4 separate regions of the Mus musculus genome follow, and regions 1, 3 and 4 are each linked to region 2. Evidence: chromatin loops called from intact Hi-C (ENCODE). Cell type or tissue: gastrocnemius. All regions are shown on one strand. Links, peaks and the distances in the headings refer to the core of each region. The heading gives the core; the rest is flanking DNA.

Region 1 (6,172 bases), core at 1,384-5,383, 140 kb before region 2:
GAGGGTCAGTGATGTGGCACCAACATCAGCTAGAGTCTTCTGAGAGCTTCACTGCAGACCTGAGGGTGTGAGAAGGCCAGTCATGGCTAGTCAGCCCTCTCTTGAGGACTGCATCTCTTCCTTCTGAAAGGAACACCTTCCAGGACGTAATTAGTTCCCACCAGGCCTCATGTCTCAAGGTCTGATCACTTTCCACCACAGCCACACAGAGGACCAAGTCCTCCACACACGAACCACTTCAGGAGGGCAAAGCCCAGAAACCAGTGTTAGCATCAAGCTCGGTCGTGATGGTTTTCCTAACAAGTGTGAAGAATTCTGCGGCCAGGAGCAATGTATTCTTCCTATGTGCTCGGCCTGGAGTGAGCATCCTCCCAGGTTAGCGAGTGTCCCCACCGCACCCTGGTGACCAGTAGCTGTCTGTCCCTGGGGCATATTTCAGGCTTATTTTCCAGTCTTATTCACTCTGCCGTCTGACCCTTCCTTCCTTTATTCTGCAACTATTCTGCCTGCTGAAGTGCTTCCAGAGCTGTTAGCGTTTTATTTTTCTTCAAAATTTTTATTTGTCATTCCAAGATATGTTGGAACGAGGCAGATCTGGATTTCCTGCCACCGCCTTCATCCGGTCCCTGTTCAAAAGCCCCTGCCGCTCCCTCGCTCCCTCGCTCCCTCGCTCCCTGGCTCGCTGGGCGCGCTATCACTTACTCAAGCGAGGAGAGGCCCTGATGCAGAACGCGGAGGTAACTGCCAGTTTGTGGCTGATTATACACAGAGATACAATGGACTCTTATTGGAACTTCTGTCTGCGCATCTCTGATTATCTTCCAGGGATGGTTCCTAGAAATAGCACTCGTGCATTTTGAACCTTTTGTGTGTGTTGCCAAATTGTCCTCCGAGAAGATCACACCACTGAGTGCCAGCGCCTCAACGCACATTCTCTCACCCTTGGCAGTGGCTGTTTTAATTTGCATTTCTTTGATTACTATTGAGATTGAATCTCTTTCCTAAGGCTCCTCTTGTTTCTAATTTTCCTTTTGTGAGTTTGGCGGCTCATGTGATTGGCACTTTTCCTGACTGGACCATCCTTCTGTCCCAGGTTGGTGAGCCTGCTTTATACCAGGCCACCCTCCCTTCTCACGTTTGTGGGAGGTATTTGCTCATGTTTCATGAGTCCTTGAACCTTGGCTTTGTGAGTTGACGAGTGGGATTTGTTATTTTATGTGGCTAGGTTTATCGAAGCCATTCTCCTCACCTTTAACGCTCCTCATCTTTAACGCTGTGCTCAAAACCCCCTCATCACAGGGACTCTTATAACTATGTCTGTTCTCTTCCATTGCGTCCACTGTTGCGTTCCGCCTTATCTTGAATTTCAGCTAAAATAAATAAATAAGTGTCTGAAGCATCAAATCCTTTTTCTCCTGCTCCCAGACACTCAATTATTCTTTCGGCATTTAATGACTAGATCTTTTCCAGACTCATTTAAAATGCCTACGCTAAAGTTGACCTTTAGAAAATAACATACATTTCTATATGCTTTTGACCAGTTTCGCAGGATATAAATGTAGCGCACGCCACAGATGTGATTTTAAACTTTCTGGTGGCTACATTTTAAAGTGTTAGAAAATAAATAGGCAAAATCAACTTTAACAATGTGTTTCCTTTGCTGCAACATGTCCTAAATATTATCATTTCGGCACACGTCACTGACTACGCTCCGTGAGGGCTAGGGACCCAGTGGCGCTTAGTAGGGCTGCACCAGCTTGAAGCGTTCCTGCATTGAAGTGTGTTTCGTTGCTCTAACCAATGTGGACCTGGCACCCTGGGTCTTAAGGGGTTCTCACAGCGCGACTGATTCATAGTCCGCGCTTCTTCACTCACAAACTTTATTTTCACCAAATTGATTGTGGTGAGGCTCCCAGAATGCTCTTGACTCTCTTGCCTGAATTCCAGCCACTCTCCGATTGCTCTGCGGCAGACACGACACCTCTGTGACCCATGGTGCACATTCATAAACACGGAGTTCTTGGCTCACTTGTTTGCTGGCTGGCAAAGTAGCCTCGTTTTCTTTGTGTAGGTTCTCTCCTTGGCTGGTGGGGTTGCTTCTGTGTATCCTACATTGAGGCCTGCCTTGGGAGATGGGATCTACTTTCTAGAATATTTTTAAAGTAGTTCTCACTGGCTTATAGGAAAGCTATTGATCTCCCTGCAAGCATCTCTTAGGACTGGTTGTGTTGAATGTATTGCTTCCGGAAGTTTCTCCTCTCTCAGTTCCCTTGAGTCTTCTGAGCAGTTGTCAACAACATCGACATCAAGAATGAGCTTGCTCTTGGTTCCCTGGACCACATCGCCTTTAGCTTCTTGGTTTCTCATTGTGACATCCTGCACAGTTGTTCAGAGCAGAGTGACGGGTTTCTAACTGGTTCCCCAGGGACTGGGTGACTTTCTGCATGTCATTTAATTTCCCATGTTTCTGAAGGTGGGGTCATGTTCAGATTACCTCAGGGGCAGGGAGCATTAAAATAGCTAATATGCATAAGTTCTAAAGGCTTAGAACAGCAGCATCTGGGGCCACACGCTGTCACTCGCCCTTTCTGGTCATCTTGAGGTGTTTGCTAGACATTCGAGTGACGTCTTCAAATAGTGCTAACACTGAGTACTGCCTCCTAGTGCTTACCTTCAATGAGAACATAGCTGGCAAGGTGTGATGCCTGTCAAGTACTCCTCACAGTGTCGAGCGAGGTACTGCCCACGTGTACTCCATATAGGCAGGCAGATCTTCAACCTAGGAAACTGACTGCTCAGACTCTAGTTTGGTAGCCACATTTTCTTTTCTTCAATGTACAAGTTGGGAAATGGCAGCCACCAGTCTTCCTGAATTCATCTTACAATGCACTCGTGCAGCACATATTGATGAAGTGCGTTCAGTTCCAGTCAGAGGAACACAGCTGAGAACGGACTGGTCCCTACCCATGGGGAGTCTGAATCCTTATGCAGGAAAACAGACAAGGAAGGAAGCAGGCTAGTGGCTCTTATGTGACATGATCGAAAGTGCCACAGAGATTAGTCAGGTAGGGCCAGGACAGTACTGAGTGTGGTGAGCTGAGAAGGGCTTTCAGGCTGCCTCCAGGTCAGGATGTCATAGGGAGGGGAGCCCCAGACAGAGCAGCTGAGCGGAGATGCTGGCATGGAGGGCCCTGGTGTGAGAAGAGCGTCAGAAGGCATTGTGGCTGGGGCAGACTGAGGAGGGACAAGCAGTGGCTGGTTAGGACCCTGGGAGGGAATTTTTAGACCTTTTAAGGGGTTGGCTGATACTTTGAGTCATCACAGACTCTACCAGAGAACACCTTGGTGGTCATTCACAGGCTGGGGACTATACTGATATATCCTTGCAGACTGGGACGTCTTTCACTTTCTTCATGAAACCCTTTGTGAAAATTCTTTCCATTTGATGAAGTCAGGGTTGTCTTTTGTTTGCTTTGGTCCTCAGCTTTAAGGAGCACTGGCTAATCCAGGGTCACTAGGTTTTATTTTGAGAGTCTTGAGGTTTTCTTTTTAGTTCCTACGGTTAGACCTTTGGTTCCGGCCTTCTCTGAAATGAGCAATGACTCCAGGGCCTGACCCTACCTACCTACACTAAGCTGAGAGAGCCCACCTTCTGCCGCCCTTGCTTCCTGCTGCCACATGGTGGCGCAAGAAGCGCTGGTCTGCCTGGTTACAGCCCCGGCCCAGGGTCCCTGGGCACACTTCCTAGCACCTCAGCTCCAAGAAAGCTCTGAAGTCTTTCCCCTTCCCCTACCACTCCTTACTCCCCCCTCCTCCTCCTCTCCTTTCCCCTCCCTTTCTTTCCCCACCCCCATCTACATCGTTAAGAACCAGAAAGCAGTCTCTTAGAAAGGCTCCTTCCATTTTCCCATCCCAGACTCTGTGCATCTGCTTTATAAAACAGCCGTCCTGATTGGTGGAAGGGAAGCAGGGGGCGGGAGCAGAAGTTAAATTTTTGGCGAAGCATTACCTTATCTTGTCTTGTAAAGAGAATGGCAAAGCCCAGGCCCTTACTGGGTCTTGTCTCTGTTCTGTCCCACTCTAGGTTATTTCTGCCTTCTTTTCTCTTTAGCGATGTTTGCTCTCAGGACCGTTTCTTTTCTACTTGGGTTTGCACACTTGGTCTTTGCTCTTGGTTCCTGTGAAATGCATTTGCAGAGATGCGTTTGTATTTGATCGTGGTTTTAGCCCACTGTACTGTCAGATAAATGCTGTTTCCTCGACGCTATAATGAAGTGTTCTGCAGTCTTGTTTAAATTTAAAATACTTGGCCTCTGCTTGTCTAATTTCCAATATAGAAATACAGGAACAGCTCTGGACAATTATGACACTGTTGACCTCTGCTCCCATAACCTCTGATTGGGGGGCGGTTATCCAATTTTACTTTTTACATTGTAGATGCTTCTTGTCAACTGTTATCTAACATATTGATTTTTACTGTGAAAGTACACAGCAGTGACCATGATTTAGCAGTCAAATCCTCACTTAACCGGCTAGCATCCACTGCCATGTCTTTGAATCACTCTGTCTCTCTAGCACCAGCGTATATTTTATTAGAATTTTAAATATACCATTTATTGTTTTCTGAGAGTTTCATACATGCATACAGTGTATTCTGATGAAACCCAGCTCCCAGTCTTCGCCCTAACTCCTCCCAGATCCGCCCCACCCCATCTCAGCTTCATCCTCTCTTTTTGTTGATGGTTTTCAAAACAACCCATTGAGTCCCATTTGCGCTGCCATACGATCATAGGTACGGGCCATCCACTGGAGAGAAAGCTTACACATACCGGATATGCAGCCAAGATGAGGAGGCAAACCAGAAAGTGATGAAATAAAACAGTAATAATAACCAATATCAGTCCAAGATTTCCTAACAGAGGCCACACTCCTAAAATGGATTCTCCCTGGCCCAAAAGCCATTAACTGCCAATAGCTCCTCGGTTAGGGGTAGGGGCCCCTGAACCCTCCTCCCCATGCTGGGATGTTGACTGACTGGTCTTGTGTGGTTCTCATGCAGGCAGCTGGGAGCCCCTGGGTGCAGTGAGCCCATCAGGTCCAAAAACACTGTTTTGGTCTGCTCCTCTTGGACCTCTGGCTCTTACAGGCTTTCTGCTATTCTCTTTCTCAATGGTCCCCAAGCCTTGGGAGGAGGGAGTGTGACATAGATGTCTCATTCCTGTCTCAGTATGTATGAGTGCATCTCTAAGTTGCCAGTGTGAGGATGGTCATGTGACACTTCTGTCTACTATGTCATTACATAAGTCATAGCTTCCCTCTGTTGTCTTTTTCGAATGACAAATTATCCACCTGTCTTCTTCAAACCTTTCCTGACATTATATCAAGATTTAGTGTGTCTAGTTGCATATGTAGCAGAGGATGGCCTAATCGGCCATCAATGGGAGGAGAGGCCCTTGGTCTTGTGAAAATTATATGCTGCAGTACAGGGGAATGCCAGGATGGGGGAGTGGGTGGGTTGGGGAGCAGGGTTGGGGGGGATATAGGGGACTTTTGGAGAGGAAACTAGAAAAGGGGATAGCATTTGAAATGTAAATGAAGAAAATATCTAATAAAAATTTTAAAAATAAAAATAATAAAAAATTTAAAAATAAATTAAAAAAAAAAAGATTTAATGACAATGGTTTGGTTGGTTGGTTGGTTGGTTGGTTGGTAAGAGTCCAGTCCTATGTTAGCTACTTACAGAATTTTTTCTCTTTGAAGCAAAGAAAGAAAATATCACATATCTGATATTTGAATGCTTATGCTAAAACATGACTACCACTTTTGTCTGAAGAATTTAGTCTTTAAAATTTTATTAAAGCTCTTTTATAAAATACCTGCAAATAAAACACACACACACACACACAGAGAGACAGAGAGAGACAGAGAGAGACAGAGAGAGAGAGAGAGGTTAACCAGACCCTAAGGTGCCATCTCAGTGGACTCCTGAATAGTTAGAGCAGTTCTGGAGCTGTGGGTTCATACTGGATTTTATAATTCCAACACTCATACCCACACATGCACATATATACCTATATATGCACGCATACACACACATGCACATACAAGCACACACAAGCACACACACACACACAAGCACACACACGTGCACACACACACACACACACACACA
Region 2 (6,172 bases), core at 967-4,966:
AAGATAATAATGGCTGACACCTCAGGAGGTTTCTCAGCTTCTGCAGGCAGTAAACGATTAGCTACCTCCCTTCATCCCTCTCTTCATCGCCTTGCTAGCCCTGGGAGCCTTCAGGTGAGAAAGTCGCAGCTCAGAGGGACTTCGAACTCTGTTCAAAGTCACCTAGCTGCCGAGAGATAGGCTCCATGCTCTCTCTCTACTGAAGGGGTCCTCCATCTTTCCCCCAAAAGGCAGCATTGATTCACCTGACCCCAAGGGGAAAAAGGTATCTCACAGACACCGAAATACATTCCCCAAAATGTATGTGTCCACCACCAACACACACACACACACTCATAGCATGAAGAAAACTTATCAATTTTCCAATGTGTTTTTTTTTATTGACTTTGGCATTTAGGATATGAGGCAAGAATGGAAACCAAAGGAAATTCTTCAAGGCAGCTGCAGACAGCTGGATGGAAGGGTCCTGGGGGCAAGCCACCCGCTGGAGCAACAAGATGGAGTGCCCAGGGGGACTAATGGTGCATGGCACATATCAGGCTCCCTCCCCTCACCATCTCCTTTCTCCCAAATCCTAACCCAGGCCTCCCCACCTAGCCCCTCTACCAGGACACACAGAAGTCTTGAGTGGCAAGTCCATTCCAGTGTCAGAGCTACATCACAGCTCCTCTGTGCCTAGTCTTTATTCTCCCTGTCACAGGTGTGCAGGTGACAAAGGGAGGCCTCGTTTGTTATTGTTGTCTCTAAGATTTTATTGTTTCATTACACGTATGTGCATCAATGTGCTGCAAGTTTCTTTCCTCCCATACTCACAGATCAGACAGGGAACTGTACTGTCAGCCCCAGGGGCTCTTGAGGGTACTTCTGGTGCAAGTGCCAGCAGAGGCCAGAAGAGGGCGCCCAATTCCTGTAAACTAGAATCTTGGACGGTTGAGAGCTGCCATGTGGGTGCTAGGAATCGAACTCCGGTCCTCCTCCTCCAGAGCCATGTCAGGTCATCCCTCTCCCTCATCCCTGGTGTTGGGACCTTCTCTGGGAGTGCTCGCTACCTCTGCTACTCATAGCAATGATGTGTGACTTGTCCAACATTAGTGTATTGACTAGGACTCATGTCTCAAGGATGCTGGCATCAGAGTGGTCTTGGACATCCAGCGTCTTAGTGTCTAGTGTCTAGACATAGCAGGCACCTGGGAAATACAGAAAGGACTTTGAAGGAATAAATAGTGGACAAGGATAACTGTCCTCCAGTGACCTGGCTCACATTCACTACACATAAACTGACCAGCAAGGGGGAGGGAGGCGCTGGGAGAGAGCAAGCATGAGGGCATGAATTTCTTCTCCAGCACCCAGGTAAGAAGCCAGGCCTGGGCATCATATGCCGGTAATCTCAGAGCTGGAGAGGTGGGGACAGACGGATTCCTGAGGCTCTCTGGCCAACCCGCTTAGCCTAATTGACAAGTCCCAGATGCCGGTGAAAAACGAAAGACCCTGTCTCAGGAAAACAAAGTGGATGGGTCCCAAGGAATAACACCTACACACACACACACACACACACACACACACACACACACACACACACCAATAAGGGGCTCACTTTGTAGCTGTGGTGCTGAAGCCTAGCAAAGGGCTTACGCAACTTCTCCCAGTAAGACTGTACCAAGATTGAGTCTTTGTCTTTTCAGGCCTGCGTTGGTAGACCCAGGTCCCCACCTGCTGCCCATATTTGCTGCCTAACCATGCAGGCTGTGTCCAGAGGCCACTGACCTACATTGTCAGGAGCTGCATCCTGCAGAGGGATCCTGGCCAGCTGCTCTCCTTCCCATGCACAGATGCAGTAGGCTTTCCCGGGCAGCTTGTGCAAACCTCCCGCTGAGCAGTGCTGGACCAGGAGCCAACATGTCTACCCTCTGGCCATCCCAAGCAGGTGTCCACCTCTCTGCTGGGCACAGGGCCCTATCAGGCAGGCAAGCATTTCCTTGGCTTGCGTTCAGCCTGCAGCATCAAAAGCTCAGCCTTCGCAGAGTCCCAGGGCTTCTCAGGGGCTCGAATAAACCCTCAGCAGTGAAGCTATTCCCGCTATTCCCTTCTGGAGCGCAAACCGACTCCTACCTACTGTCTCCTTAGAATTCAGGGTGATGCTTAGGAGAAGCAGGCAGTGTGGGGTTTGGGTTGGAAGGGCAAGCGGTGAGGATGGGAGAAATGCCAGACAGGTCTGGGTTTAATCTCACCCCTCTGACTTAATAGTGGCGAGCAGGCTAGTTACTTAGATGAGTTAACCGTTCCGTGCCTCTGCATCTTCATTTGTAAAGTGAGCATAAGGTCTCAGTGCATTCTGACATTGGCGACAGCGGCGTTCATACCCTAGCAACCAGCAGGAGGTGAGGCTCATGCTTGCCTTATCCTCGCTGTGGTTATCCATTGCTTATCCCTTGCCTACCCATTACCATTACATGGGAGGAGGCTCATGCATCGCCCTGGGAGGCCACCTCTCATGGGAGCCTCCTGGCCCTGGGTGGGAGACCTGTGAGAACAGAACCCTCTTCTGCCCTGCTTAGAGTGACGTCCCTATGCCCTCAGAAGGACCTGGGAAATGAGGATGATTTGTAGTAGTCATGGATGGATGGTTGGATGGATGGATGAATGAATGAATGGATGGACAAAAGGTGAGAAAAGAAAAGAAGAAACTAAGGAGAATCGAGCAGACCGCAAGTCTTTACAACCCGTCATCCAGAGCAAGAACAGCTCTGTTGAGCCAGAGGAAATACAGTCCTGGGAACATAGGGAGACCTGAAGCCAGGCACCGGCTGTGTGGACAGCCCACCGCAAGGGAGCCCAGGGTAGTGTCCCCTCGCCGCCTCCCCCAGCACCCCTTCATAGCTGCCCTGGAAGCTGAGGATTGGGTCTATCGCAATGCTTGGATACCTGGCCTTAGTGGCCTCTGTCAGGGACAGTAAGTGGGTCCTTTTCTTAGTCAATGACAGCTTCGCCTTTGCAGCTTCACTGGACAGGTGAGTCTGTTCCCAGCAGCGGGTATGGAAGGGTCACCCACAGCATGCCGCACAGTGCTTTGGTGACCTCTAGTGGCGCTTTGATGTATGACAGTGATAACTGAAAAGCACTTAGGTGGCGCCTCTTCCACAGGCGTGACTTCACAGTCTACTGTGAACCCAAGTCCCATAAAGGATCTGGGTGACTCTACAGTGACTTACTTAGCTCGCACTGAGACTCAGTACCAGTGTCCCTTTACTATAGTCAAAGACTTCCCATCATCCCCCAGCCCAACCTGGGCCGCTGTGACCCGTAGCATGGAGTTGGGGCCACAAGTGAGAGATGTAAAAAGCCAAGTTGGAAGAGTTATTACCAAGTAAGCACCTGTAATGTGGGGAGGTCAGGAAAAATCAGGCCCCTGGCCCTGTCTCTGCCACCCTGCCCTGCGGCGGTCCAGGCTGGGGTCAGGCTGGGAGGGAACAGATGGCTGGATGTGAGAGCTGGGATTTAAAGAAAGCATGGGAAAGGATACAGATGTGAAAGAGGCTGGGGCGAAAGACGGCTGGGCTGGAATGCAGACAGTAGAGGCAGAGCACAGCAGACCCATGAGCATCTGATGGGACAAGGACCACATGACTTCGCAGAGGAAGGCAGATATTTGGAGAGTCAAAGGCATGTAGAGCAGGGGACAGCAGTCCACTCCACACACTGAGAGTGTCAGGCTCAACCCTGGATCCGGGGACACTCGCAGCTGCACCAGGGTCAGGTGGAAGAAAGTGCAGGTAGTGTCCTTCATGGACTGCCCCTCGAGACTCAGAGAGACAGCTCAGAGTTATTCTGGGCAGCCCAAGAGGAAAGATGAAATCCGCAAGATAAGTAAAGTCCAGGGAGAAGGTTTGGTTCAGTAAAAATGAACATGCAGCCGTCTCCCCAAGTGTCAAAGGGAGGGCTTCCTGTCACAGTATGTAGAGCCAGGCAGGCACTGCCAGCCTGCACCAATCATGTTCTCCATACACTGAACAGTGGCATGCGACAGGACACCCACCCCCTCCGCAGCTGAACCCACCTCACATGGCTACCTCTATCTCTAGAACAACAGACACAATCATTAATACATCTGCAGCTCACATGACCGTGGGGGGAGGGGGGGGCTCTGCTCCTGCATTCTGATGTCTGTGAGGTTGTCGGACACGGAATCTGACACCAAGTCACGGCTGACCTTGGGACCAAGTCCATTCTGTCTCCTTAATTAAACTCTGGGAGGATGTCAGGAAACCCCATTAACCACGATGAGTGCATCCCAGCCAGTTAGGGTGTCGTGAAGGGTCATCTCCGGCATTCTGGAGGTCACCTCAGGAACCTCCTGTCCCTTCTAACACTGTCCGTATTCACATATGAACTCAAGGAAGCTAAGCTAATGTCTTTCTGTGGCTTGGCACAGCTAAAGGGGCATAGAGCCCGAGAGCACGCAGCTGAACAATGGGAAGATTAGAAGGCCTGAGCCCACAGACCCCAACAGACTCAGCCTCTCTGGCTTCCATACTGGAACACCATCTTTTCTCACCCATGGGAACCCAGGAAGTGCCTGCCTCCACGGCCAGGCCTAGAGACCAGCCAGAGGCAGGAGGGTTTCGAGGCTCTTCTGTCTGGAGCCTGCCTTCCGTGGGCCCCATCAAAGGGCCCCCTCTGCCAACGATTGACCCTGGGTATGACCACCCCTTGCTGTCAGGCACCCCCAGAAGAGCACAGCATCCTGAACACTTTTCTTTGACGACATGCTTGCTCTCAGAGATTCCACTGGCCTGGCAAACATGATTTGCTAAGAAACCATCCATTTTAATTAGCAAATGTGTTGTCGGTATCTATCTGTGAATGGATTCTGACACTGTATTGCGAGACCAGGCAAGTAAGTAAATATGGTGACTCTGTTGGAAATCAGAGATCTCCGGTGCAAAAAGAGGCGAAATTAGGGAATGGGAGAGGCAGGCAAGATCTCTGAGGTATGGCTTCATCTGTAAAATAGACGAACAGATACAGAGCAGATGATAGAGGGGAGGGATAAATAGGTATTAGGTGACCAATGATAGAGAGACAGCTAACAAGTATACACAGATGATAGATTGATGGCTAATAAAGGGTTCATAGATGATAGATGAATGATACATAGATGATAGATGAATAATTGATAAGAGGTAAACAGACAAATAATTGATAGATGCTTAGATAATAAAGATAGATGATAAATAGATGCTAGCTAGGTGACAAATGGATAATAAATATTTAAGAGATAAAGACTGATAGATGGTAGGTATACATACATACATACATACATACATACATACATACATACATAGGGCTAAAACCAATGATACCCTAGGACAGTGAGTCCACAAACTTTTCAAATGTTCATTTCCAAGCACCATTATCCATTGAAAAGAAAAATAACCAAATTCCAATGCTGGGCCAAGAAAAATGCCAGGGGAGCTGAGACCATTCTGTGCCAAGAAGCAAGTGTTCAAAAAATAAAATGACAGGAACATGTGGGAGAAAACGTCAGGGGCAACAGGAAGGCATTTTCCACTGGCCAAGTCTGTGAAACTTGAGTCAAAATGCATAATGACAGCAATGGGTTGTAGGACACTGGGTTTAGAAGAACCCATGAGACCATAAATAACAGGGAAGCAAGAATGTGCTGTTTTGCAGCAGAATAGGATGTGTCCAAATAGGGTGACAGTTAACAAATCCTGGGTTTGCAGTTCCCAGAGTCACTAGGCCTGAGCTAATGTTTGCAGGAAACAGCGTCCTGGCAGGGCCTCACAGTGGACCCCAAGGATGACTCCCTAGTCACAGAGGGGAAATGGCACCTTTCAAGTGGTCTGACCACCACAGCCATGTGAGCCCAGTGAGCATCACCAGTCATTGGACAAAGCGCTGTCTTATGTCCTGAGGTATAGCACAGGGGACCTGAGGACATCTTAGGCAGGATTCCTGCCCAGCATGCATAACCCTGAAGTCAGCTGTGCCAACGGTCAGCCAATCCACACGGGACACTCTGCACGTTAACTGCGCTGAATTCCTCAGGAATGCTGAGAGAAAGACCAAAGTGGGTTAGGATGCTGTTTGAGACTAAAGCAAGCCAGAAAGACAAAAAAATTAAAAAATAAATAAAAGAGCAGAGCATGGT
Region 3 (6,172 bases), core at 1,312-5,311, 330 kb before region 2:
TCGTTTTGAATCTTCCCACAGTGCCTCTGTTGGGAAGCAGAGGGCTAGGCTGTGAACCATTAGTCTTGAAGTGTCAGGCCAGACTTGGAAGTAGTGAGTCATAGTGGGCTCACGCAGCAGCCTCAGCGGCCCCTCTGCAGGACTCCTGTGCGGTAGGGACAGTGTCCCACAGACAGCGGCACGTCCCTCTCTCCCCAGGTGGACATGGAAGCCTTCCTCACACTCACCGACGGCGACCTGCAGGAGCTGGGGATTAAGACGGATGGCTCCCGGCAGCAGATCCTGGCGGCCATCTCTGAGCTGAATGCGGGCAAGGTACTGTGTTTCAGCTTCCCCCAGCCTTGTCCGTATGCTGAACGTCATCAGGGTCCTCATGACATTCCCTCTAAGTCTCCTCCAGCAGGCATTAGAGTTGGCCTGTTTGCACACTCCTGGTGACTGAGAGCCCTCTGGCCTTCCCCATGCTGCCTGTTCCCTTGTGGGTCTCTCTCCACAAGGTTGCAGCTCCTCCAATCTATGTACATACATCCTCTCTCCTCAGGTGGTTTCAGCCTCAGGGTTGGGTATTGCCTCTGGCAATGCTGTGGGATGAGAGCCCTGGGGACACACTGAGTATGGGAGGAGTCTCAGGACAGGTCATTCCCTCTCTGGGCCTCCCTGCCCTGTCCACAGTTGACTGAGCTGCAGTGGCTGGCAGAGCCCGGACACGAAAGGCTGTCAGACACCATTATCTGTCCTATGTCCCACATCAATGCCTGGTGTTATATTTCATCACCTTTAAAAGTGAATGTCAGCGGTGCCCCATCTCCAAGGCGCATGCACACCAGGCAAACACTGTCCAGCTGCTGGCAGGCTGCTCAGACCTGCACCTCCTGCCCCTTTCCCATGGGGCACCACGCTCAGCAGCCTGAATGTTTGCTTACCTATGGCTTTTCTCCATTCTTGCCTCGAAGCCTCCCACTTGTGGGACAGTAGCATGGTGTCGGGGTAGCATGGACACTCTGCCTTTTTCTTGTTCCTTTTTCTTCATGGTTTGGCTATTCCCTGGTTGTGTTGCACTATGTGAGGTGACGCAAGGCTTCTGGTTTCTTCTCTGCTCTGGAGATTGTGTTCTGCAACGGTGAACAGATGAACAGTGCCCAAGCAAAAAAAAAGTATCCATGCCGCCTTTTATCATCTGCAAGTCACTCAGCAAACATGTCTTACTCAGCCCTGATAAGGCCAGAGTCTGCACAGCTGCCTGGCAAGGGAGTAGACACTCCAAGACTTAACCCTGCCTGGCTGCCATGCTAGGCATCTAAGGGAGAAGTTGAACCCAGGGCTTCTGTCCTCTCGCCCTCCTCCTCTCTGTTGCATAGCCAGATCTGGGCCAGTGGCTACTGTTGCTTCTGTTAGGTGATCCTTCGTGAGTGAGGGTGCACCATGCAGGCACTGCATGGCTGGCATTGTCCTGGCCTACCCTTGTGTCTCTGAAAAGGGCTTACCTGGTTAGGCAAGGGAGCCCAGCCCAGAGGCAGGGAGCCCAGCCCAGGTAGTCCTTGTCTTCCAGCCCAGCAAGGCTCCTGCTCTGCTCTCAAGTGTGGAGACTGGGGAGGCACAGACAGGCTGGAGACCAGTCTCCACGGTTAGGAAGGATAGCAGCTACAGAACAGAGCAGAAGCCCTTGGCTAGTCCACCAGACCCTCACAGAAGGCTCCAAAGCACTGGCCTATTATTCAAGTAAAGAACCTGTGTTGTCTTGGGTACCACGTGGGTGCTGAGAGCTGAGCATCTCTGTGACCAGCACTGTGCCGTAGACACCACACAGCCCCCACGCACAGAGTGCTGGAGGAATTTGTGCAAGGTCACACAGCTAGTAAGAGGCAGGGGCTGGATTGGAACTCAGACTTGGTGTGACCATAGGTCTGAGCATCACTAAACTACATGCACATGTGGGAGAGGGGAGGCATAGCATGCTCTGTCCTCTATGTAGAGTGGGGTCTCCATTGGCAGTGTGTGTGTGTGTGTGTGTGTGTGTGTGTGTGTGTGTGTGTGTAGACCTGATGGGAGGCTCTGGGTAAGGGAGCAGAAGACAGGAACAGAGCAGGCCATAGGAAGCAATGTGGGGGAAGCCAGAGGGCACAGGTGAAGGCTAGGACAGTGGGATGACCCAGGGGAGGGAGGGAGGGCAGGATCTTAAAAAGTGTCAGAATGTTAGGGGTGTGGAATTGGGGTTTCTACTTTTCTACTAGCCCTGAGGGTGGACATGTGGTTAAAGAAAGGATGACAGGAAAGCCAGCTTAGACCAGTTCAGGAGGAGAACCAGAGCACATTCTGATGTGGATGGTAAGGACAGGCAGGGGCTGGCACCACAGGTGGTGACATGGGAGATGACAGCGGGCAAGGCCACTGTAGCCTCCTCTACCCTGTGAAGCTGTGGGCTCCTTGGCCCAGGGAGACAAAGAGAAAGGTGTCCTCAGTTGAGTGACTGTCCTCAACAGAACAGAGGACAGGAGAGCCACAGGAACCCCAAGGCATCTCCCAGGTCTGCAGACAGCACCTTCTGTTCTCTACCAGGTTGACTGCCTCCTGCCCCCTGGTTAGCACAGGCCCTGGTTTCTGTTCTGAGCATGGCACCATTACAAGCAGAAGGGTGGTGGGTCAGCTAGGCGATCCTCCTTGGAGCATCCGTAGGAGAAGGCCCTGAGTACCTGAGATGCTGAGCCAAGGGCACCTTGTGTCCTTCCCCCTGGAAGCCCGCACATGCCAGGCCAGGCAATCTACCCGAGTCATCCCCAGGAGAAGGCCCTGTTTGCCCAGTCCACTGGAAAGGGGCAGTGCCACCATGTCTTAGAGGAAGCTGGGGAGACATGCAATATTATGAAAGCCTTCAGCTGCACTCCCTGCTCTGCTTATTAACATGACAGTGGCTGGAGCACAGCTCCCAGGTCAGATGCAGCTCAGACCCCAGCCTGCAACCCCGGACCTGGATACTCAGGGCAGGCTCCGCCTGGCCCTGCTGGGAGACTCCAGCTCCTCACGGACGACTTCTTTTGATTATCATGCCATTCTTTTTGACACTTTGCTCGGTAAAGAGGACACGTGCCTCAGGCTGCATCTCTGAGATGCCAGAGAGAGACCTATGCTTTTTGCTGCCTGGGTCCACAGCATGATGGAAAAAGGAGAGAATCGACTGAGTAGGTCTAGAAGGGTACTTTATTATTTTTTAAATTAGTTTTTATTCATGTGGGTGTTTGGCCGTATGCATGTATACCACGTGCATGTAGTACCCAAGGCGGCCAGAAGAGGGCATCAGATTCCCGAGGCTGGAGTTAAAGTTTTAAGGGGCATACATACTGGTGCTGGGAAATCAACCAGTGACCAGCAGCCCCTACTCTGATGCTGAGCCATCTCTCCAGCCCCTGAAGAGGCACTTCTTAAAACTGCAGTGGAATGGGACCATGAGTGGGCTTTGTAGGGAGGAATGGGGATTTCTTTGTTGTGTGTCCTCTTAAAGAAAGGCTTCAGCTAGTAATCTAGGTCTTTGTGTTTTCAAGCGAGGGCTAAGGACGCGGTTCTGTTGACAGAATGCTCACCTAGCATTCATGATGTCCTGTGTGTGATTCCCAGCACTGCATAAGACAGTACTTATGGTGGTGCATGCCCGTGCTCCCAACACCCAGGACAGGGAGGCAGGAGGGTCAAGAGGTCAAGGCTATCCTCACAGAGTTAGCAAGTCCAAGGCCCACCTGAGATACCGGAGAGCATCCTTGTGCAGGAAACGTGAAATTGGGAGCTGACGGTCACCCTTACCTACATAACTAGTTCAAGCCAGCCTTGAGCAAGGACTGCATGTTAAATGTGTGTTATCAGCCTAATAACACCACTCAGCAAAGCACTACCGATCCTCTGTCTGCCGGCCAGGTCTCCACCGTGAGCGCGAGCCTGAGAGCTGCTGAGTCCATGGATCCCCAGTGGGTGTGTGTTACAGGAGGCTCAGCAGAAGCCGCTCACAGCCCTGCCTGTCCCTCGCAGCCCTCCCTGCCTGGGCTCCAAGCCTTTGCTTCTTTGTGTTCTCCCTTCTTGTGATTTTTTTTTCTTTAAATTAAGTTTGTATAGTATAAAAAATGATTAAGGATTTTTGTAAGAAATCATGTTCCCCACACTTGGGACCAACACTGTTCACTTTGGGGCAAATGACTCTGCAGTGTCTTGTGCCCAGTGGCTCTTAAAAACAACAAACAAACAAAACATGGCTGAGATAAATTTGGATCTATAATTTTATATTTGATTTTCTTTGTTTAGCGTGAAATCTGTGCGGTCACCCATAGCGCTGAGAATGAACCTGGGGTTTTCTTAGATGGAGGCTTGCTGTGTTCAGGATCCCCCTGCCTCAGCCTGCCGAGTGCTTGGAGGACAGGCATGGTTACGGTGCCCTGCAGAGTTCTTGCTGATGTAAATTTACACAGGTGTGCTAAAACTGTTTTCTAAAATCCCTGCTTGTTGGTACACAGCTTCCCACTTGTGGACGCAGCAGACAGCTCCATATGAAGGCTCCCCAGTATCATCAGGATAGATGTCACTAACTCAGAGAGCCAGGCCACAGTACATCTGTGTCATCCTGAATTTCTCTCCAGAAAGTGCCACGGATGTCCCGCTAGCTGTAGGTGTGAGTTCACAGTCCCTGGAAGCCTTGCCAACATTGAGCACTAGTGATTTGCTTTATCAAAAAATCACATCTACACGTGCATGTATATGTGTGTGTGTGTGATTATTCATGTTACAGAGCACATGTGGAAGCCAGAGGACAACTTGCAGGGCTCAATCTCAGCTTGCACTAAGTGGGCGCTAGAGACTGAACTTGGATCCTGGGACATAGGGGAAGGCGTGTTAACCCACTGAACCATCTCGATGGCCCCTGTGGTTTGGTTTCTAGTCATTACGTGTTTGTAGGTCCAAACATACCCTTGGTTTTAATTTACTTTTCTTGAGCTACTAGGCGGACCCGAGCTATTTCCTGCATGTAACAGTCATTTGCTTTTCTTTCTGGGGTTGTTCAGTCAGACCAGAGGGCAGTTGTCACCGCCGTCCTGGTGATGGTGGGTTGGATCTATGGCACCCTCCTGAGGTGAGGAGCAGAGAACTCTGGGACCTGTCTCTGACCTCCTTCTCAGGGGATTGAGGCTAAAGTGGTACTTAAAGTCAGATGACATGTTCCCTGTTCTCTGCTACTCTGGCATGTTGCATTAGTCCATTTTACAGATACTGCTTAGGGGAAGGAAGCCAGACCTGGCTGCCACCACCTGTCATGGGTGGAATAAGACTGCTGGTTCCCCTGCCCACATTTGTGCTTGGTCTCTACTCCACAGCTTTCAGCCATGCGGCTGCCATGTGACTGCCATGCGTCCATGCACTCCTGCTGATACTAGCAATTGTTTAAGGTCATCTTCAAGGTTGGCAGAAAAGGGAGTTCTCATTATCCTGTCAGCACAGGAGGGCTCTGCACCGGGGTCCAGAGAGAGACTCCTCTAGCTGGTACAAGTTTATGAAGTGAATGAAAAGAAAAGAACCTTTGGACTCTGCCCTTTCTCCATGGGCACTTTCTTTTTACAAAAAACAATCTTCCAAAGATGATTGATTACCCACCCCCTTTTTTAGACGGGCTTACTAATTAGCTTTGGCTATCCTAGAACTTGGTATGTAGATCAGACTGCCCTTGAACTCACAGAGATCTGCCTGCCTCTGCCTCCTGAGTGCTGGGATGAAATGGGTATACCAACAGGCATTATCCCATTTTACAGATACTAATAATGCACTTCTAACTTGCTGTAAGTTTTGACCACATCTATTTGTAATATAGAACATACAGTCTGACTGTGCTCTCCCCTGGTCAGGACCTGCCTGCTGCCCACACAGTGTCTCATGATGGGTCCTACCTGCTGAGCCACTACATACCTTATCCCTCCTACAGATGAGAAAACCAAGGCCCAGAAAGGTGGAAAGGCAAAAGGGACAGGTGGGATTTGAACCCAGGCTGTTGGGTTTTAATCCATGTTTAACTGGGGTGTATCTGTTGCTGCCTCTCCCTGTTCCGTGGGGCTGTTCTAGGGCTGAATAAACAGCCACGTCTACCTTTTCTCACATCAAAATGGATGGGAGGGACTTGGGGCTTTGTTGTGGGGATCCCATTGCG
Region 4 (6,172 bases), core at 1,130-5,129, 350 kb before region 2:
GTTGTTTTTTGTTTTTTTTTTCAGTCCTGCAGCATATAGACCTGAGCTAGACAGACCGCACATGCACGGCAGCGCTGGGCCTGTGGCTCTGTTTTCCCTGTGGGATGCTGTTCTCTGACCCCACACAGCAGCTGCTTCTGGAGAAGCTGAGAAAACAGAGATGATGTTTGATGCCTTCCATCTGACTGCCACTCAGGGTCCCTGCAGCCCTCTGCTGCTTCCTGCAAGTGCCAGAGTCTCTCTTGGTGTCTCTCACTTTTCTTGCCCCACCCTGCTTGTTTAGAGCCAAACTTTATTCCCGAGAGACAGACACCTGCACTGCCTCATGTATCAACTCCCCCCTGGAGTCATTCTGCTCTGGCCTGCCTTTCTCTGTGGCTTGTCCAAGATGGTCTTACGATGCTGTCTCCTGTGGCCATCACCCCATCTCACCACTTTGTGTGTTGATGGGAGCTGCTGAGGATGTTGACTGTAGGCCTGGTTCTACATTCAGCCCTGGAAGGAGACTGGCTGTAGCCACAGATGGCTTAGGTTCTAGTTCTGTCAACATCTCTAGTGCAGGTGGAGGGGGCTTTGCAGGGAGTGGTGTCAGGCTTTTGGAGCTACTTGCTGCGGCCTCTGCCCATCTCTGGCTCATGGTTAAGACCCCAAGCAGCCAGCTCCTTGCCCTGTTCCTTGTTTCTCTGTGTTACGGCATCGAAGAGATGAGGGGTGGCCTGGAAAGGCTGGGGGAGGATCTGGTGAATAGCGTGCTCTTTTGGGAGAGGTGCAGTGGCTGCTTGGCACCCAGGAGGGGGGACGCTGGATGGAGCTTGTTCCAGGGCCTGTCCCTGGATCTGTCCTATTGTCAGCTACAGTTGACTCCTGTCTCTTCCCTCCCACACAGTCCTGGTGGAGCCGGATGTCCAACAGGTTCCGAAAGCTCAAACTTATGCAGACACTGCCACGCGGGCTGGCTGCCAACCAACCTTTGCCTTTCTCTGACGAGCCTGAGCTGGCGCTGGACTCCACCATGCGGGCACCCCCCCAGGACAGGACTAGCCACCTTGGGCCACCTGAAGCAGCCCATGCAACCAAAGACAGTGGTGAGAAGAGCTGCACCCGGGGTGGGTGCCAACGGGGACACCAAGGCCCAGGCTCCACCTGCTGAACTCTAGCAGGCCATGAGATGAGACACAGGACCAGCGGCTGATCTGGGAGACACTAGAATAGGCACATGCCATGCTGATTGTAGTAGAGTGGTCAGCAGTAACCTGCAGAGGAGCTCTGAGGTCTGGTTCTTCACTTCCTACTAAGAACTACAGGCCAGGCACGGCCTTTGATGGTTGGTGTCTTCACCATCCAGCGTGATTGACTTGTGGTACTGAAAGGGTTTTGAAACACAGGGAGTTCACACAGTAAGGTGGTGAGCCTCACACCACTGGGGGCATTTAGCTGACCGAAGGACCTTGCCAGGTTGCTGAAGGATTTCCAGATTGGAAGGAAAACAGATTTGATAAGATCCCTCCAGCAGTCAGATTCCCATCCTGGATCGACCCCTTTGGTACTACTGTTAGAGACAGACTATTGAGTGGGCATGCTACTACTATCTGACCCAGCAAGGCAGAGGCTGGAAACGTACTCTGAGAGGACTTTAAATGTCTTCCATCTGTCAGTATATTGAACACCAATTGTTATTAAATATTTACGTCCCCAGGAGAGCTGAATTTCCAGGATGTGGGGGCCCCGGCACCACTCTGCAGGCGGTGGTCACAGGGAGGCCATTTCAGGAAGCTTTTGTTTGTTCTGCAGGTCCTGGGAACCCAAGAAGAGAGAAGGGAGATGTGTTACTGACAACCATGGTGAGTGGGTGCCTAAAAGCATGAGAGGCAAGAGAGGCTGTGCCCGGCCCGTGGACCCTCAGCAGAACAGAGGTTTCTGTACTGGTTACTAATGCCCAGTCTGTCACACTCAACATGACTGCCGGTCCGTGGCAGCTTGATTCTGAGGAGGAAGGGTGTGAGTGTTTGCCTCCATGGTAGCCACAGGTAGAGGGATGGTCAGATGGGTACCATCCAGTGGAGCACTGGCTTCCATGGATCAGAGCAGATGCCAGCCTTGAACTGCGAATGAAGCCTTGTGAAGACTTGGGGTCTCACACAACCCAAGGTGGCCCCACAGTTGCTGTGTAGCCAAGGGTAACTTAACATCTAGTCCTCCTGCTTCTGTCAACCAAGTGCTGGGATGAAGGGGATCCATCATGCCAAGTCATACAGTATCTGGGCCTCATGTGTGCACCATGCTAGGGAAACACCATTCCAGTGTTTCCCAGGTCCCCAGACCTTAGCGGCTACATCCAAGTCCTGGCCATGTGGTAGGGACCAGATGGGAGAAATTGACAGGCAACCAGCATTAGCAGGAAGACTCACCATTCTGGTTAAGTGGGGGAGCTGAGGAAGGGGTGTTTCTAGTCTAGAAGGGCCTCAGTTTCCTGACCTGTAAGCTTAGAATTAGGGTAAGCTAAGAGTATTAGAAGCCCCTGAGGTCATAGTGACACAAATGAGACAGCAGCTTACTCCACAGCGTTGGGGACCTCAGTTCGTCTATTCTCAGGTTTCTATTGATCAAGATTACCTCATAGTCCAAGAGGGCTTCCATAGCTCTGGCCGTTACGTCCTGTGTTAGACTTTCCAATGCTTAGTCAGAGCATTTTGAGTAAAACTTAAAAGGAAGGTTTTTGTTTTTTGTTTTTTTTTTTCATTTTGGTTTTTGTGTTTTTTTCATTTTGGTTGTTTTTAGCATATGTTCTAGAAGTTCCCGTCTATGATCTCTTGGTTCTGTGGCTGAGGCTCTGGGGTGACACTGAATGTCACGTGAAGGAAAACCATTCAGTTTGTGTAGTGAGGAAGAGGGAGGGGATCCCCATGTCACTTCTGCTCAGGGCAGAAGGCTTCCAGTCGAGTCACGTGGCCACAGCACACTGTGCAGACTGGCCCCTGAAATCTGTCCAGGTGACCAGGTTCCTATTAAACAACAGGAATGTCATTGCTAAAGAGATGTGGAAGGTAGATCCTGGTAGAAAAGCTGCCTCTAACTAAGGGGTGGTTATCATCCCAGCGGTAGTTTTGAAAGGAGATTGTCTCCCGGGAGGCCTTCAGCCTAGTGCTGTCTGATCTTGACTGTTACCTCACCTCTCTGGGCTTGATGTTCTCTGGTACCAAGACTCTCCTGGTTAGAGCACCTTGGCACTGAGATGCTAATTCTGGCCAGCAGAGGGCAGTATTGTCAAGGACAGGCAAGCCGGAGCAACTTGCCTACCAAGCCTAGGCAGGGTAGTTAGGTACCGAGCTGCCAAGCAAGTGGTCTCTGCCTTTGTCCACACTTTGCCTGTCCGTTGGGTGTAGTTAGGGTCTCCCAAGATGATTAAGATCACACATCCAGAGTGAGTCACGGTGGCATTTTTAGTTTTCATCCTTTGTGGTTTTTTTTCTAAGCATTTTTAGTATCTAGGATTGTGGAATCAGGTTATACTAAGACCAGCAAACACCTCAGCACTTCCTAAGTGTTCAGCTCTGTGCACATTCTCACCCAACCTCCCCAGAGCTGCGCACGACCAGTGGTATTACCATTTCCCCTCAGTGTCTTGGAACTGATTTATTAACAATTTCCCATAATCTTTTCCATGTCATTAAAACCTTGTTTAGCCACATCATGTTTAATAGCCGTGTGACAGGACATTCCATCAGAGTGACTTCACCCAAGACAGACCCCTGGGAGTTAGGGAGGGGCTTCTGTAGCTCTTTGCAATTTTAACAGCTCTGTGAACATCCTTATACTGCAGTCTCCTCGGCTTCCTGACACCCCTCAGGCAAAGAATGTGAAAGTCGTTGCTTCCAGAAGTGCCGTAGAAGTGCCCGTCTGTGGTGGGCTGGCTGCCCTGAGTATCTAGCCCAGCTTTTGTCAGATAGGGGAAGCCTGTCCATTCCAGAGAGGATGATGCCCATTTACAGACTGGCGGAGAAACAGCTTAGCCTGTGAAAAGAAGCCTGGGAGGCTTGCTGCCAGCCTTGGCACTCTTCTGTCCTACTGCTTGTGTGCAGCAGAGGACACCAGTGGGCTCACTCGGTGGCTCATGGTGGATGGATAGCTGCGGGCCCATGGTGCTGTTGGCCCCAGGGTGGATGTTTGCAGCTACTGGTGCAAAGCTGCCCTCCTGCTCGCCTGCCCACCCCCGGGGCAGGGTTAACCGTGGGATGTCTGTCCCTGTGGAGGACCATCTGGCACCATGTTCAGCCTTCCCTTAATTAAAATAAACGTGGACATTGGAATGCTGCTGCAGACATCCAACAGTCAGTGCGGTGTGGATTGTATACTGACCCCAGTGTAGGTTCACAGAGTAAAATTATGTCACAGTTGAAGAAATGTCCACAGTGGAGCCATGGCCAGGGCATGGTGGGCGTGAAGGGAGTGTGGTTGGGCTTGCAGCCCCCAGCTTCTGCCCCTTATGCTTATCCCAGCATGGCACATGCTGGCTTTGTGTCTCTGCACCTCCTGCTGTATCCCTGGCTCTAGGCATGCCTATATTCTGCCCATCCTATGTCTGGAATGTTCTTTGCCCCATCCCCTTTGTATGCTACTTTAGCATCTCTTAGTCTCTGGTTTGCTGTCTCCTGTCCATACCCTCCTCTTGCCACAGTGCCCTGGGTTACTGGAAGGAGAGCCTGCAATGCTGTCTGGGCTCCCGTTGCCAGTGGAGAAGTGTGCAGAGGCTCTGTCATCTATGGTGCAGGGAGCCCGGCTCCTTCCCCAGAGAGGGAGCTTCCAGGGCCCATCTAATCCTGGCTCATCTTTTTCAGCTGCGAAACGGAGCGCCCTTCCCCCGGCTCCCCAGTGACAAGCTAAAGGCCGTCATCCCACCCTTCCTGCCCCCGTCCAGCTTTGAGCTGTGGAGCTCTGACAGGTCCCACACATGTCACAACGGGAAGGCAGACCCCACGAAGACTGCACTACCCCCAAGAGCCAGCAGGGCCCACCCCGTGGGCTGTGTGGGCACAGACGGTGTAAGTCGCCCGGTTGCTGGACCGTGATACTGCTCACAGAGATCTGGGTGTGTGGCTAGCAGAGGGACCTCAGACACTAGGACCCAGGGTCACAGCATGTGGAAGGTTTAAAGTGTTGCAGGGATGGGTGTGGGGGCAGGGACCTCTGGCTTCTCCCTGGGGAGCACGGTGTGAGCATGTACTCAAGCTCTGTCACCTCTCCTTCAGCTGGTGAGGGAAGTGGAACCCAGCGGAAGAAGTGACCTGCGGAATGACGTACTGACAATCATTGGCCTGGTGGGGGAGGGTGAGAAATGGGGTTCTTGGACTCTAATCAACTATATAATGTTGCTCAGGGCTGTGACCAAGAACACACACTAGGGGGCCGCTGTGTGCACTCCTGGTGCTTTTGTGGGAGGACACACCTGTCCCTTTGACCTCAGTAAAATCTCTCATCTGGAGCCATCTGCCGGTTTCTGAGCTGCCCAGCTTAGTCCCTGTCAGCAGGCCAGGTGTCTTTGGGTGTGTAGACGGTCTACAGTGTGCTTGCAGTAAGTGAGTAAGTTGTAGACGAGGTCTCAGAACAGGTCTTGCTGCTTTGGTGGCTGAGTGGCAGCAGACACCTGGATTTCTGCTGTGTTCATGAGGCAAGGCTGTCCCAGGGCTGGGCACTCTCAGGTCCTAGTGAGACAGGGATCCTGGTGCGTTGAGTGAGGTGAGGTAGGACTGTCCGATAGGCAGAGCGTCCCTTGATTTCTTCCCCTGGCTGCCTTTTTTGAAAATGTGACTAACCCCAAGTTCCCGGATGTCAGTGCTCGGGATTCGTTCCCTCAGCAAGCATTCCTGACCCCTTCCTCCATGGAGCCTAGAGCAGCAGGCACGGCGCCTACAAGAGGTATCTGAGCACCCAGAAGACAAATGTGTGTTCCAGGAGCCAGGAGGCCACCAAGAAGGCTTCTGGGGTCACCCATTGGAGGGAGAGCATAGGGGTGAGGCCTCGCGCTCTGCTCACCTCAGACTGGATCCTTCCTTACAGTACTGTGTGTGCTGAGGCAAGTGTGGCTAGGGCTGTGCCCCCGCTGAGGCTCATGGGAGAGACAGGAGATTCTCTCCCAAGGACACAACACTCCTGTGGACTCTTCTTGACATACACT

The links. A loop is a pair of places that touch in the nucleus more often than their neighbours do. Peaks named below come from ENCODE experiments on the same cell type or tissue, not always from the same donor. Only the 100,000 strongest peaks of a DNase experiment are listed, where the experiment ranks them.
Region 1: a loop joins it to region 2, with 6 times the contacts of the local background. A loop is called at or near these places in 9 of 42 quality-filtered maps.
Region 3: it touches region 2 in a loop (11-fold over the local background); 36 of 42 quality-filtered maps call a loop at or near these places.
Region 4: a loop joins it to region 2, with 5 times the contacts of the local background. A loop is called at or near these places in 36 of 42 quality-filtered maps.

Annotation. Positions count from the first base shown.
Region 1 is chr4:46,830,853-46,837,024 of GRCm38, reverse strand. The region is part of intron 3 of Gabbr2 (gamma-aminobutyric acid (GABA) B receptor, 2); the gene reads left to right. Among named protein-coding and RNA genes, the nearest start is that of Gm32208, 16 kb to the left of the region's middle. In gastrocnemius, for the core only: a CTCF peak has its summit at 3,666 (motif pointing right); a DNase peak (open chromatin) is centred at 3,692.
Region 2 is chr4:46,686,498-46,692,669 of GRCm38, reverse strand. The region is part of intron 13 of Gabbr2 (gamma-aminobutyric acid (GABA) B receptor, 2); the gene reads left to right. Among named protein-coding and RNA genes, the nearest start is that of Tbc1d2, 39 kb to the right of the region's middle. In gastrocnemius, for the core only: no CTCF peak of the experiment used is centred there; DNase peaks (open chromatin) are centred at 1,888, 2,430 and 3,066.
Region 3 is chr4:47,017,887-47,024,058 of GRCm38, reverse strand. Anks6 (ankyrin repeat and sterile alpha motif domain containing 6) reads left to right here. Exons shown (of 16, transcript NM_001356426.1): 14 at 199-315. Among named protein-coding and RNA genes, the nearest start is that of Gabbr2, 29 kb to the right of the region's middle. In gastrocnemius, for the core only: a CTCF peak has its summit at 3,276 (motif pointing right); a DNase peak (open chromatin) is centred at 3,284.
Region 4 is chr4:47,034,583-47,040,754 of GRCm38, reverse strand. Anks6 (ankyrin repeat and sterile alpha motif domain containing 6) reads left to right here. Exons shown (of 16, transcript NM_001356426.1): 7 at 887-1,085; 8 at 1,792-1,841; 9 at 4,836-5,039. Among named protein-coding and RNA genes, the nearest start is that of Anks6, 20 kb to the left of the region's middle. In gastrocnemius, for the core only: a CTCF peak has its summit at 3,239 (motif pointing right); DNase peaks (open chromatin) are centred at 3,251, 4,087 and 4,998; H3K27ac peaks cover 316 bases.